Linked DNA regions of Homo sapiens: region 1 is linked to region 2. Evidence: chromatin loops called from intact Hi-C (ENCODE). Cell type or tissue: gastrocnemius medialis. All regions are shown on one strand.

Region 1 (8,000 bases), 74 kb after region 2:
TGCCCTCAAGGAGCTCACAGTAAAGTGAAAATGAATCAAATGTCTTTATTGTAAAAATTTATGCTGTTTAATTTATGCACACATCCACCTATATACTAATCATAACCCATATTAAATTTTGAAATACTAGGATATGAGACATATAAGGAATAATGTATGTTTAGAGTGAGTTAGGAATATCCTGAGACATGGTATCTACTGCAGGATTGGCAATGACTGACTGAAGGAAGTAATTTGGGTGAGAGAGAATAATGACTTAGGAAACAGATATCGCTGAGGAGGGGGTGTGCTCCAGAAGGAAAGGTTTTTATCATTATGATAATGAAATGTTTTTATTCAGATTTCCCTACTCTTTTATTCAAAATCATCTGACTTACTACTGGAGTTTTATCTCTTCCCATTACTCTCTGGTCATGGTGTTTGTTCTGAATAGGTGGTTCTGGCAAGCTGTGACTAGTTGTCTGTATTTTAAATGGCATTAGGAAAATTCGTTTGTTGGTAGTGTGGATATCTTTTTCTCTAGCTCTGAAAAGTCTAAATTTTCCCTTCAATTGGTTAAGTAGAACAGCCTTCTCATGCTCAACCGTCAGAGTATGTAACTCCGGAGTTAATTTGACCCTGTCTCATTCTGTTACCCAGGCTGGAGTGTAATGCTGCAATCATGGCTCTCTGCAGCGTTGACCTCCCAGGCTCAAGCCATCTTCCCACCTTAGCTTCTCGAGTAGCCAAGACTACAGGCATATGCCACCATGCCCAGCTAATTTTGTTTGTTTTTTTGTAGAGACGAGGTCTCACTATATTGCCCAGGCTGGTCTTGAACTCCTGGGGTCAATCAGTCCTCCTGCTTCAGCCTCCCAAAGTGCTAGGATTACAGGCATGAGACACTGCGCCTGGCCTATATTCCCATCTCTAATCCCAAACTATGATCAAAGATGAAGTGTTGATGTTAGTTTATGTCCTTGTTGATAAGAGGATAAAGTATATTTTTTGTTTTATTTTGAATTTTTGTTGAGATATAATTAATATAAGATAAAATTTACTAATTTAAGGTAAACATGTTTACCTTGCCTTGGTTTTTGATATATTCACAGTGTTGTACAACCAATGCCAGCATCTAATTCCAGCACATTTCCATCACCCCAAAAAGAAACTTCATACCTGTTAGTCACTCCTAATCTTCTTCTCCCATCTGCAGTCCTGGCAACAACTAATTTACTTTCTGCATCTATGGATTTGCCTATTCTGGACATTTCATAAAAGTAAAATGTATTTTTTTAAATTTGTTTAGACATTACCAGAAACATCTTTACCAAATTATGCCACAAATTTGAAAGACAAGAGTTCTTTAGTTTCATCTCTCTATAAAGTTATCCAGGAGCCACAAAGTGAGGTAAGTACTTTTATGGTTTATTGTGCTAACAGTATTGACTTGATTGATTTTTAATTTTTTATTGTGAAATAGATATAAAGGGGTAAGAAAATGTATATGTTTAAAGAACAATACTGAAATGAACTCTAGTGTACCATTCCCCAAGCCAAGAAATATAATTTATTACCGTATTCCAGAAGCCATCTCTGAACATTTTCTCTCTTTTTCTCTCTCGCTAGAGGTAGCTTTGAAAAGTCTATGTCACTGCATTTCATTTTATTCATTCAGCAAGTATTTGAGTGCCCATTATGAGCCATCGGCTATGCTAGGCAGTAGAGAATCAAATTGAGTAACACATGGTTTTTATCCTGAAAGAGGAAAGTGGGAGAAAATAAGTAAACACATGGTTTCAAGGCAATCCTTAATCCAGTCTACGGATAAGCACAAGTTTTCCAGGTGGCAAGGTAAAAGAATATTCCATGCAGTGGGGATAGTATACGGAGGCTCAGAAAATGCAAGGCATTTAAAGAATGGCAAATAGTTTAGCCCGGCTAGTGCCTTTCCCAGTCTTTCCTCTTGCCCCACTACCACTCTTTCTTTTTTCAGATGGCTAATTTAGATTTTTTTTTTTTTTTTGAGACAGGGTCTCATTTTGTTGCCCAGGCTGGAGTGCAGTGGTGTGATCATGGCTCACTGCAGCCTTGACCTCCCAGGTTCAAGCGATCCTCCCACCTCAGCACCCCCAATAGCTGGTACTTCAGTCGTGCACCATCACACCTGGCCAATTTTTGTGTTTTTGGTGGAGATGGGATTTCACCATGTTGCCCAGGCTGGTCCCGAACTCCTGGGCTCAAGCAATCCATCCACCTCAGCCTCCCAAAGTGCTGGGATTACAAGCATGAGGCACTGTGCCTCACTAGCTGCCCATTTAGTTTGAAGGTAATAAAATAATCTATATTCCAGATTCTGCTGCTTGTAAATCCTACCATTCATAGTAGAAATAGAAAAAAAATTGGAAATAGGATGAAAAGTAAAAAGGTATGGCATTTGGAAAAAGGTGAATAGGCTAATGCAGTAGTTAACAATAGAGGGTAAGGCTGTGATAGGAGCTGAAGCTAGAAAGCTAGGTTTAGGACATAACCATGGTGGGCCTCAAATTCCATCTTAAGCAGTTTAGACTTTTTTTGCACTGAGGGGTTAGGAAGGTGGCTATGTGGAGGATAGATTGGCAAATGAAAAGATGGGGAATGCAAGAAGACTAGGAAGCTATGACAATAGCCTAGGAGGGAGCTGTTGAGAACCTAAACTTGGGCAGCGTCAGGAGGAGTGGAAAGAGGTATGGTAGAAGAGAGGGATCTGAAGTACATAATTCCTTTTGTACTTGAGTTTGATTGATGGCATGATAGACTCTAACAGCAGATTCAGTGGTAAAGTAACATATCCTGGAGTCCAGTCCAATATGGATCTATGTATCTCTGGGATGAAACTACCAAAATTGAGGGAGGCTCTTCTTTTGAGTAGTTAACCTCTTTTGGAGGGGGTATAGAATATCCCACTCCTACTGGTAATACTATAATGCGTATCATGAATTTTAGGTGCTGAAGGGATTAGGGAGTATATTGACAAGCCAAAAAACTTTAACTGGAATAACTGAATTGAAGAATCATATTTGTCTTGTCTCTTCCTTCTTCCCAAAGCTTCTTAACTTGTATAGAATGCACAGGTAGGCTGTTTTCTTGAAGGATTTTACTTTTTAAATATTGAGTGAAAGCTGTTTTAAGGTTTTCCATGTTTGGTTTAGAATTATATATTTCACCAAATAGGGTAAGTATAGCCATACGCTTTATGTTTTTTAACAAATGTTGTTGATCATTTATTATTTATTATTTTGAGAAGCTTAAAAATTATTCTGTCATGAAGTATGTTTTAACTAGGCTACTTTGGAAAGTGTTTGTAGGATAAATTTATGATTGGCTAGATTAGTTTATAGCATTCCTTTTATTCAGATAACTCTAGTGAATATAGCTCTAATGGTTCAGAGCAGTGTTTCTCAAACTACTAGTGATGATGGACCAGTTTTTTAAAAAAATTATCATCTGTCACAGACAAATATGTGTATCTGAAATACATGACTAACATGAACTCACACCATGTGTGAGGCACCACACAAATTTGATATTCCCTAACTGATGTATACTCTGATAAATCTGCTAATCACTCACTTGGATCTTGTAACAATATTAAGTTGCTATAAAAGTTTATAAATATTTCCTCTCAATTTCTATATTTATATTGTTGGAGATTGATAACAGTTTGTGGATGATCCTCAGGACCACACTTTCCGAAGCATTGGTTCTGGTCTTGCATGTTAGTTTCGTGCTTTTATTCTGGTTCATGTGGTGAAGACTGTGTGTATTCTGTATTCTTAAAAAAACCACTCGCTCTTTCAGATATATTTGGAAGTGCTTCTAAAATATAACAGTGTAATCTACTTTAACATTTTAACCTCCCTTTTGCTGTTTAGAATATTTTGTGTCTAAATTTGAAAATATTCCTAACAAGTTGATATTATTATTTTCCAGAATTTTTGAAATTTGAGATATTGTTTCTGGTATTATTTGAAGTGCAACAAATTTGGCATTTAAACTTCACTAATAGTACTTTTTCATTATTCAGTTTTATTCATTTAATAAATATTTATTAAACGCATTTAATGTGTCAGGAACCACTTAGGAATTATGAGAACAAAATAGACTAAATTCTTGATCTTGTAGATTAAAACTTGTTTTCTAGTTAGTGAGAAGACATTAAACAAATAACTAAACATATAATACTATGTCAGTTAGTGATAAAGCTATAAGGATAAATAAAATGAAGTAAGGGAAATATGTGTTGGGACTGAGGAAGTTGGCGATTGAATCAAGATCCAAACGAATTAGGAGTTGGGGTGGAATCAGGGGCAAGAGCCTTCCAGGAGAGGGAACTGTAGGTGGAAAGGCCCTGCGATATGTGATGTGTTCAAGAAACTTATAAAGAGGCAGTTTATATGGGTACAGTGCAGTTTGCTTAAGCGGCGCTTTTAGTTGACTATAACTTTGAGACAGGCCTATGAGTAGAGGTTGATACTACTTAAGTCTGTTATGAAATCAGCTGTTTTTTGAAAGACCTACATAAAGTCTCCTTGGAGTTCTAGGAGTCGGGAGTCCAGAGAGTGGAGAGGTCCGGTACCAGTAGCTGCTGGTTCCTGAATAGTAGTGTTCTCCAACTTTTCCGTATCTTTTTCTTACCCAATGTTCCTGAGTAATTGTTCAATACAAAAAATTTTGCAAGATTTTCCTTCTAAATTTACCAAAACTTGACTCTTTTCCTGCTTAGTCATTAAAGAACATTTTCCTTACTTAGTCATTAAAGAACATTTTTGAGTCATGTGCCTGTTACCACTAGAAATCTCTCTTAGGATACAGACTTGTTACTTATGAATGAATTGTTGTAAAAATCCATTTGCAGCTTAGTTGTTTCAGAACTCAAAATTTATTTTACAATGGAGAGATGACACATGGTGACTAGGTTCTCATTAAACCCATAAAAGCCCATTTAACACATATAAATATACTTGAGGTACAGTCTCTCTTAATAATACTGTAAAACCTAACCACCATAAATAATATGGTTTCCATGAAAAAAAAAAAACATTAAAAAATGCAACCCAGACACCAGGAACACAGCAGGTTCTAATGCTCCTTTGCTTGCTTCAAATATAGTCAAGTTAGATATGTCAGACACTGTCCGTATTTCCCACACTGTATATCATTTTATTCTTCCTGACATTTTTCAGGTATGTTGGTAAAGAAGTCAAAATACCTGGCTCCAGGTCTGACCCTTGTGAGTCATGTGATTTTGGTCATAGTGGATAGCCTCTTTGTCTTAGTTTCCTTCTGTGGAAAGTGTGGATAATGATATTTTACCCTCCAGTGTTGTGGGAATTTAATGGGTTTATGTATGTGTAAGTACTTTGTAATCTGTGACACACTATGCAGATATTGATATTTATCTGTACTAATTTCAAATGCATAATTTCATCTAATCTTGTTGCAATATATTTCTACCTCCCCTTTGAATCTGTCTTGTTATATTTTCGTATGGCAAAAACTCTAAATTTTGGATTTTAAATGGGTTATAAAGCCTTTTGAGTATGTTTTGATTAAAATTATGTGTTCATACAAACTGTCTTGAATAAAATTTCAAATAAGATTTCATAATTTTGCAATGTTTGTTAGACTATCTCAATTGATTTAGCTTTCTGAGGGATTTAGAGATGAGGGAGGGATGTTATGCCACAATTCAAGATTATTGATGTGGGTCCGCAAAGAAAATTTTGAAAACTCCACCCTGAAAGCTAAATATCCCTAACCAGTCATTCTTTCTTCCAGCCACCTCTATCCCCATTCCAAATTCCTACGCTAAAAACTTTTCTTGCTATCTCTGAATGGCATGACTTTACCTCCTGCCCCTCTGTTTTTCTGTTATCTTTCCATGGCCACAGTGGACATCTGTTGCCCTCTAAAGACCATTTCAAGAGTGGAGAAAGTATTCCTTGTGGAAGATTAACTGTCAGAAGTTAGGTAATTTTTCAATAGGAAAGACTAGTTTGACTTAGTGTTTATTGAAGTATAACTTTTGTTATACCTTTTATAAACAATATTGACTTTAATTATATTCAGTTTACATATTTCACTTACTTGAAATCAAAACATCCACTGTAAATTAGTTTTTGTTCATTACCATTATTGGTTGTAGAAAATCTGTTTAGTATATTTAAATTTGTTGCCTTAGGTGAGGTATAGTTCATTGGATATATATAATAAATAGCCTGATAATTTGCTTGAAAAATCAGTACCTTGTGAACAGTACCTTGTGAATCTCTTAACATATTTGATTATGACTTGTGTGCAATCATTGTATATGCTTTAAGAGAATACTTACCTATAAGAGGGTCTTACCTTGCCTATCTGATTTTTTAAAGCCCATTATAAAGATACAGTCAGCTCTATTAACTGGATAATGTTGAGAGTGTGGTGGGAGAGGAAAAGGTTGTAGATGACTCCAAATTATGTTTAAAATAAAATTACAGCAATATTTAGATTATCCAGGGCCAATTAATCATGGTTACAATAGGGTTCTAGATCCAGGGGAGTCTGTAGTTATTTAGCCCCCCTATGTACCAATCATTCCTGTCAGATGCTGTCAAATTATAAACTCAGGAGGCGGGAGATAGGACAGTAACTACCCAGGATTCCCATTCAATTTCTTCAACCCCATAGTCAATCCTTTATATAGTGGCATGTGTTTTACCAGGAAGAAAGGATATTTTAGGAAGAAACTCCCTACAACTTAGCTATTTTAAGAACTTAAAAAGATATGATTTTTACCAATCTGAGAAAACCTTTTATACTTCATATAGTAGTTCCATTCAAATACAGTCCAGTTCTTGAATTAACATTTTGTCTTTCTTCTAGTTGCTAGAACCTGTCTGTCACCAGCTCTTTGAATTCTATCGCAGTGGAGAGGAGCAGTTGCTTCAATTTACGCTGCAATTTCTCCCAGAACTAATTTGGTGCTACCTTGCAGTCTCAGCCAGCAGAAATGTGCATAGCAGTGGATGCATTGAAGCTCTTCTTCTAGGGGTTTACAATTTGGTTTGTATTTAATGGAGTTAACAAAATCTTTTTTGACAAAATCAAATATATAACCTGTGCAACTGCTTTTCATTTTAATAAAGCTAGTGTTTGTTTTTTCATACACCAAATGACTCATAGCCCATTCTTCCAAATATAACTTTCTGGGGATTGGGAGACATACAAGCGTACATGTAATTATGTAACTTACCTTTATGGATTGATTGAAGGTTGAAAATCAGACCATTTCATTTCTTTTATAGAGATATCTGAAAATATCAGTGTTGCATTTTAAATTTTGTAAACTTAAAGTCCATTGTCTATAAATGATCTGTTTCTGACCTTCACAGAAAGTTTGGGAGAAAAGATTTACTCTAATATTCACCAATCATAGTTGCATAAAATCTAGACTGTCTCCAGAGTGTACAACATTATTTTAACATACGGCTTGCATTACTAATAGAGTTTATATGTTAATTCGTATGGTATTCTAGATACTTAAGTTTTGTACCTTTCAAAATAGAAAAGAAATATAAGGTCATTTTCTTCACATATTTCATATTTAAATGATTACTTCGCTTAGCAAATATAACTTGTTACATGAGTAAGATCAAGGATTATTAAGACACTGTATCTGTATCTCAGCCATCCTGAAAATTTGTTACATATGTTTTTTAAGTGGAAGGATGTACAGTTTAACTACCGGTGTTGATGAATAATAATGGATTATCATGGTTTAAGGTTTTAACTTAAAATTCCTTTCTATTCAGGTCTTTTTCAAAAAAATGTTTTAGACTATTTAAATTTAGTTTGTAAATTTGTGTGTAAGAAAGTATGTATTTTAATATATTTTCTTTCACTTCTATAGGAAATAGTTGACAAACAGGGACATACCAAAGTATTGAGTTTTACGATTCCATCTTTATCCAAACCATCTGTATACCATGAAGTAAGTG
Region 2 (8,000 bases):
GGTTCAAGCAATTTTCCTGCCTCAGCCTCCCAAGTAGCTGGGATTACAGGTGCCCGCCACCATGCCCAGCTAATTTTTGTATTTTTAGTAGAGACGGGGTTTCACCACATTGGCCAGGCTGGTCTTGAACTCCTGACCTCAGGTGATCCACCCACCTCGGCCTCTCAAAGTGCTGGGCCTACAGCCATGAGCCACCATGCCCAGCCAAGAAATGCATTTCTAATAAGAGTTTAAGCTGGTAGAGATTTTAGGGGTTGGAGACTCACCCAAGGCCCCTTATAAGCTCACATTGTCTGCTCTCTTGGTCAGAAAGGTCCTGGAAGCCCTGGTGGATTTGGCTTTAGTATATGCACCAAGTTATACCCTGAGCAAGATAAGTACAAGGTAGGACTCTAATGAGGGGGCAAAGATTCACTTCCTTTGATTTTTTCTTTCTTTCTTTTCTTTTCTTTTCTTTTCTTTCTTTCTTTCTTTCTTTCTTTCTCTTTCTTTTTTCTTTCTTTCTTTCTCTTTCTTTCTTTTTTCTTTCTCTCTTTCTTTCTCTCTTTCTTTCTTTCTTTTTCTTTCTTTCTTTTTTCTTCACATAGGGCAGAGTCTTTTCCTTAGACACAAACCAAGCTCATTGAATTGCATCAGACAAAAACCATATATTTTAACCTGAATAATAGGAACAGTTATGGCTATAATCTTGTCCTATAATTATTATTATTTTTTCTGATGGCTAAGGTTAGACCTGCTCAGTAGTGCTCAGTAGTGAAAACAGGAAGTTGTTTTGTGAAATTTTTATTATCACAGACTTAAACTCCAAACAACTCAGACCAAAAGATAAACTGCTGTCCTGAAATTGCTCAAGCCATTGCCCAAATGTCCACTTCCCTTTGAGCTTTATAGAGATGGCCGAAAAATACTTTAGCATTGGTAGGCACTAGGGGTTCTGATGAGTACTTATAAGGATCACAATTTGCTAGGCTGCCATTCTGCTTTGGGATGAAATGGTAATCAATTTTAGAGCCTAAGACATTTTACAACTTAACTGACAAACCAAAAGCAATTTTCAGTTTTTCACCAGGATCTGGGGACTAGAATTCCCTACCACACTATTAAACATTTCTTGGCAGCGGCTCGTGGGATGTGCCTGTCAGCTCTTGGCAGAAGCTATAATAGAATCGTCCTTCTTCCCTCTATCACTCTAGCAATTCACAGTCGATTTACAGTACTTTCTGGGAAAGGCAATTCTCAGTCCTAAGGGACATCAAAATGAAAAGCACACCAAATGAAGTGTTTAATTTCATCAACCCGAGGATTAAGTAAAAAGTCATTTTCTCCTTTAGGCTCATAATAGAAAAATAGCCTTCTGTTAGAGAGACTTAATTATGTGAGCACTTATAAAATAAATTCCTGTCATAGATTATGTGTCATTTAAAATTGTAACAGAGAAAAGTGTTTAAATGTAAACTTGGTTGTTGATGAAAAGAGTCAAACTGTAAAATATTTTAAGAGACTTATTCTGAGCCAAATATGAGGGAGCATGGCCTATGACACAGCCCTCAGGAGGTCCTGAGTACACGTGCCCAAGGTGGTCGGGGTACAGCTTGGTTTTATATATTTTAGGGAGATTGAGACATCAATCAAATACATTTAAGAAATACATTGGTTTCATTCAGAAAGGTGGGACCACTCAAAGTGGGAGCTTCCAGGCTATAGGTAAATTTAAACTTTTTCTGGTTGACAATTGGTTGAGTTTATCTGAAGACATCGGATCAATAGAAAGAAAATGTTCAGGTTAAAGGATTGTGGAGACCAAGTTTTATTGTGCAGAGGAAGCTCTCAGATAGCAGACTTCAGAGAGAGCAGGTTGTAAAATGTTTCTTATCAGACTTAAAAGGGTCCCTGGCTCTTAGTTGATTTTCTCCTGGATCTGGGAAGGGAAGAAGGAAAACAAAGGGGAAAGGGGCTTCTCTATAGAATGTGGATTGTTCCCACAAGAGACTTTGCAGGGCAATTTCAAGATATGGCAAGGAAATATATTTTGGGGTTAAATATTTTGATCTTATTCCTTGTCTCATAGTGTTATGCCAGAGTCAGACTGGAAAGTAAGCCACGATATGCAGGGTTAAATAACACCCGTCTGATGAGAATTTACGGTTTGCAGGGCATAACTCCCCAGGCCCCTTAGGTAGGAATTTGGGCAAGATAAAAAATCAAAGCTTAGTCTTCATGGTCAATTCATCCTTTATGGACTGACATACATTTTTTAAAAAGTAACAAATAGATCCTAAAATATATTTCAAAAGAATAGAAGCTTATTTCTCTTTTAAATGAGTGGACTATGTTTTTTTTTGTTTGTTAATTTTGTTGTTTTTGTTGGTTTTTTTTTGAGATGGAACCTCGCTCTGTTGCCCAGGCTGGAGTGCAGTGGTGTGATCTTTGCTCACTGCAGCCTCCACCTCCTGGGTTCAAGTGATTCTCCTGCCTCAGCTTCTGGAGTAGCTGGGATTACAGGAACATACCACCACCCCCGGCTAATTTTTGTATGGACTATGTTTTAAAGCAGTTTTAGGTTTACAGAAAATTGATTGGAAGGTACAGAGAGTTCTTATATATCCCACTTTGCAGCCTCCCAGGCCCACTCCCCACCTTCCCCTTCTTTATGATTTCCACCACTATTCACATCTTTCATTTGTTACACGGTACATTTATTACAATTGATGAGCTGATATGGACACATTATTATTAACCAAAGTCCATAGTTTACATTAAGATTCACTCTTTGTGTTCTACGTCTACCAGCAAATGTATGACATGCCTCTACCATTACTATCATACAGAATAGTTTTACTGCCCTAAACATCCCTTGTGCTCCAAGTTATCATCTGTCCCTCTCCTCAAACCCCTGGCAACTACTGACCATTTTCTGTCTTCATTGTTTTACCTTTTCCAGAATGTCATATCATTGGAATCATACAGTATATAGCCTTTTCGGACTGGCTTCTTTCACTTAGCAATATGCATGTAAGGTTCATCCGTATATTTTCATGACTTGATGGCTTTTTTTTCATGTCATTGCTGAATAATGTTTCATCATATGGATGTGCCACAGTTTATGTATTCATTCACCTGTTGAAGGATACCATGGTTTCTTTTGGGGATTGGCAATTACGAATAAAGGTGATATAAACATTTGTCTGCAGAGTTTCCTGTGGATATAAGTTTTCAACTCATTTGAGTAAATACCAAAGAGCATGATCGCTCCATCATAGAGTAAGATGTTTAAAATTTTTTAAGACTTGCCAAACTGTCTTCCAAGGTGTCTGGACCATTTTGTATTCCTACCCAGCAGTGAATGAAAGTTCCTTTTGCTCCACCAAATCCTCACCAGCATTTGGTTATGTTAACATTTTGAATTTTAGCCATTCTAATAGGTATATAGTAGTTTCTTATTATTGTTTTATTGATTTTATGCATTTCAAAGTGTATTAAAACATATTTCTACCTCCTGTATCCAAGGTTCTTAACCTTGAGTTGAGAGATGGAATTCAGGACCTTCATGAAGTTGTGTATAAAATTGTGTGTGATTTTCTGGATAATGAGTGGAGCTTATTTTTATCATTAGAATTTAAAAGAGATTTATCACAAAGACAAAGTACCTTTGTTTTAGACCATTTTATTATTATTGTTTTAATTTAAATCACTTTTAACAGTATTGTTTCAATTTAGATTCTGTGCTGTTTGAAAAGTTAGGCCATAGGCAATTGCACTTATAATTATCCAACAGATTTCTGGGGAATCGTTAATGTAACAATCACAATATTAGACACTGGAGATACAGAGCTCAAGAAAATATGATATCTGTTCTTAGGAAATTCATACTCATGTAACTCCTGTTATCAGCCAATAATCAAAGAGGAAGAAGAAAGGCTGCCCTGTCATTCTGATTACTTCTGGGTGCTCAGTCCTGATTGTGCCAGTAGATGTCACTGTAGTGTAGGACAGCTAACCTGATCAGTTAACCTGAAGGCATGGAATTCAGAAATCTCTCTCTTTTTGGTGCATGATGTACATTTTAAAAAAGTAATGTAGATTTTTTTCTTACCGACACAGACACAGAGCTGACATGAGTATAAAATTGTAGTTATTTAAAAATTTAGAGGATATTTTGAAGCCTAACTAAAAATATTTCTGCAAAAGAATATGCATAGCCAACAATATTATAATTTAACATATAATGTTTTAAGCTGGCAATTTGAAACTTCTAAGCTTTCATCATGATTTTAAAGGTAATTGGAGGATTCACATTAAACAAAAAGCCCAACAACAACCATTACTTATATTTGTTAGCATCTGGCATTTCTCTTGTAAAACCCAAAGACAAATTGAATACTTCTAGTAAGAGTGAAAGATTTAAATTTTAGCCTCTATGACATATATGTTATTTCAGAGATTCTTCTATTCTGAAACAAGAAGAATTCTGTACAAGGAAAAGCTGAACTAAAAATCAAAAGTCTTGCTTTAATTTTTAAAGTGCTTATTCATTAATCAAATAAATTATGCTCATACCCAAGATTTTTTTTTCTTTTCTTTTCTTTTTAAACGAGATAGGGCCTTGCTCTGTTGCCGAAGCTGGAGTGCAGTAGTGCAATCATAGTGTTGCAGCCTCAATCTTCTGGGCTCATGCGATCCTCCTACCTCAGCCTCCTCAGTAGCTGGGACTATAGGCACATGCACAGGCACATGTCCAGCTAAATTTTAAAATTTCTGTAGAGATGAAGTTTTACTATGTTGCTCAGGCTGATCTCAAACTCCTGAGCTCAAGCAGTTCTCCCGATTTGGCCTCCTAAAGTGCTGGGATTACAGGTGTGAACCACTATGACCGGCTGAATTTTTTTTGAAATAAAAATTTGAGTAGCAGTTGTATAGACTCAGACTCAATTACATTTAATGTTTTTTTTTTTGTTTTTTTTTTGGCTAGTCTCAAACCATTAAGGACCAATGAGATAAACTAATATACATCATGCTGAGGTGTAGGAGTTTTTCTTTATGCTGAGGAGCTAATATTCTGGATCCAATCACCCAATGAGAATGTCTAGCTTACTTTTTAGCATCCATATCCCAAGGAGGGTTTGTCAATGCAAACTCCTTTTCATATACAAAATCACTCTGAAGAGGTCTTTTGTTTCTAAATGTTCACCAATTAAGTGGGTGGATATTTAAAAGCTGTCTAATTTGTACTGGGAAGGTTGGCATGGGAAGCTCATTTTATGAGCCAGCATTACCTTAATATTGAAACCAGACAAAATAATTACACGTAAAAAAACTACAGACTAATATCCCAAATAAACATAGACCCCAAAATTCTCAAGAAAATATTAGCAAATTAGATGCAGCAATAAATAAAAAGGATAATGCATCATAACTAAGTGGGATTAATTCTAGGAAGGCAAGGTGGCTCAATATTTAAATCTAAATTAACGTAATTCATTATGTCAATAGATAAAAGAAGAAAAATTATAGGATCATCCCAATAGATGCAGAAAAAGCACAACAAAATTCAATATTCTTTCATGATAAAAACTGTAAGAAAATATCCTCAACTTAACAAAGGACATTTATGAAAATCCTATGGCTGACATCATTCTTAATGGTTGTCTTAGTTTGGTCTGTGATATCGTTTGGTGTGTCCCCACCCAAATCAATCTCATCTTCAATTCCCATGTGTTGTGGGAGGGACCCAGTGGGAGGTAATTGAATCATGGGGACAGGTCTTTCTCATGCTGTTCTTGTGATAGCAAGTAGGTCTCATGAGATCTGATGGTATTATAAGGGGGAGTTTCCCTGCACAAGCTGTCTTTTTGCCTGGTACCATCCATGTAAGACGTGACTTGCTCCTTGCCGTCCACCATGATTGTGAGGCCTCCCCAGCCACACGGAACTGTAAGTCCATTAAACCTCTTTTTCTTTCCAGTCTCAGGTATGTCTTTATTAGCAGTGTGAAAATGGACTAATACAGTCTGCTGTGACAGAATACAGATTGAGTAGCTTAAACAATAGACATTTAGTTTTCACAGTCTGGAGTCCGAGAAGTCCAAGATCAAGGTCCCAGCAGATCTGGTGTCTGGCAAAGGCACTCTTCCTTCTTTGCAGATGGCTGTCTTCTCATTGAATTCTCACATGGCCAAGAGAATGGTGAAAGACTAAGTGCTTTCCCCTAAGCTCAAGAATAAGTGAAAATTGTCTACTCTTACCACTGCTATCACCTTACCAGAGGTCATAGACAGGGCAATAAGGAAAGAAAAAGAAAAGACAGAGATTTTAAATGAAGAAATAAAACTGTTGCTATTTATAGATGAGAATCTGTAACATAGGAAATCCCAAAAGAATATACAAAATGGCTACTGGAATTTATAAGGGAGTTTAGCCAGGTTGTGGGATACAAGCTCAATATTCATATATCAGTTGTATTTATATATATTCATAATAAAAAAAGGAAATTAAAATTTAAAAATCACTTTGCAGTAGCACTCAAATTATTAATTACTTAGGTATAAGTCTAACAAAATATGTGCAAACTTTATATGCTGAAAATTAAAATATTGATGATAGAATCACAATCTTTAAAGAAAGAAGTATCTGTGTTCATGGATTGGAAGACTCAATATTGTTAGGGTGCCAGTTATTCCCAAGTTGATTATAGATTCAGTGCAATCCTAATAAAAATTTTAGCAGATTTTTTCTTTTATAGAAGCCAGCAAACAACCGAGCACAGTGGCTCACACCTGTAATCCCAGCACTTTGGGAGGCCAAGGCCGGCAGATCGTGAGGTCAAGAGATCGAGAGAATACTGGCCAACAAGGTGAAACCCCGTCTCTACTAAAAATACAAAAATTAGCCAGGTGTGGTGGCACGTAGCTGTAGTCCCAGCTACTCAGGAGGCTGAGGCAGGAGAATCGCTTGAACTTGGGAGGCGGAGATGGCAGTGAGCCAAGATCACGCAACTGCACACTTCAGCCTGGTGACAGAGAGAGAATCCGTCTAAAAAAAAAAAAAAAAAAAAGAGAAACCAGCAAATATACCCTACGTTTATATGGGAAAGCAAACCGGCAAACATACCCTACATTTATATGGGAAAGCAAAAGATAGTCAAAAATTTTTGCAAAAGAAAAAAGTTGGAAGACTCAACACTGCTAACTAATTTCAAATCTTACAAGCCACAGTAATCAAGCCATTATGGTATTGATCAAAGGATAGAAACAGATGAATGGAGCACACGAGAGCAGGAGTTGTCAAATTATGGCCTCCAGGACTAATCTCACTGGCTGTTTCTGTAAATAATATTTTATTGAAATAAAATAATACTTCATTAAAATACAGCCATGCTCACTTATTTACATGTTGTCTATGGCTGCTGTTGTACTATAACGGTAGAATTGAGTAATTGTGACAGAGACTGTATGGCCTGCAAAGCCTAAAATCTTACTTATCTGTCGCTTTAGAGGAAAAGCTGGTGAACACTTCAAATAGAATCCAGACATAAAACAACATATACATGGTTAATTGAATTTTTTTTTTTTTTGAGACGGAGTTTCACTCTTGTCCAGGCTGGAGTACAGTGGCATGATCTTGGCTCATTGCAGCCTCTGCCTCCCGGGTTTAAGTGATTCTCCTGCGTCACCCTCCTGAGTAGCTGAGATTACAGGTGCATGCCACCATGCTGGCTAATTTTTGTATTTTTAGTAGAGACGGGGTTTCACCGTGTTGGTCAGGCTGGTCTCAAACTCCTGACCTCAGGTGGTCCACCCAACTTGGCCTCCCAAAGTGCTGGGATTACAGGCATGAGCCACCGTGCCCAGGCTGTTAATTGACTTTTGACAAACATACAGAGGTAATTTAATGTAGAAAGGATAGGCTTTTAAAAAATGCTGCTGCAACAATTAAACATATGTGTGTAAAAATACGAACCTCAATGCATACCTCACACTGTGAGGGCCTTTAGGCAGAATTAT

Evidence for each region. Peaks named below come from ENCODE experiments on the same cell type or tissue, not always from the same donor. Only the 100,000 strongest peaks of a DNase experiment are listed, where the experiment ranks them.
Region 1: a loop joins it to region 2, with 2.2 times the contacts of the local background. A loop is called at or near these places in 7 of 110 quality-filtered maps.

Annotation. Positions count from the first base shown.
Region 1 is chr7:22,977,334-22,985,333 of GRCh38, reverse strand. HYCC1 (hyccin PI4KA lipid kinase complex subunit 1) reads left to right here. Exons shown (of 11, transcript NM_032581.4): 3 at 1,289-1,390; 4 at 6,886-7,065; 5 at 7,913-7,993. Among named protein-coding and RNA genes, the nearest start is that of HYCC1, 33 kb to the left of the region's middle. In gastrocnemius medialis, no CTCF peak of the experiment used is centred here; a DNase peak (open chromatin) is centred at 4,593.
Region 2 is chr7:23,051,756-23,059,755 of GRCh38, reverse strand. No RefSeq gene overlaps it. Among named protein-coding and RNA genes, the nearest start is that of HYCC1, 42 kb to the right of the region's middle. In gastrocnemius medialis, a CTCF peak has its summit at 3,970 (motif pointing right); a DNase peak (open chromatin) is centred at 3,955.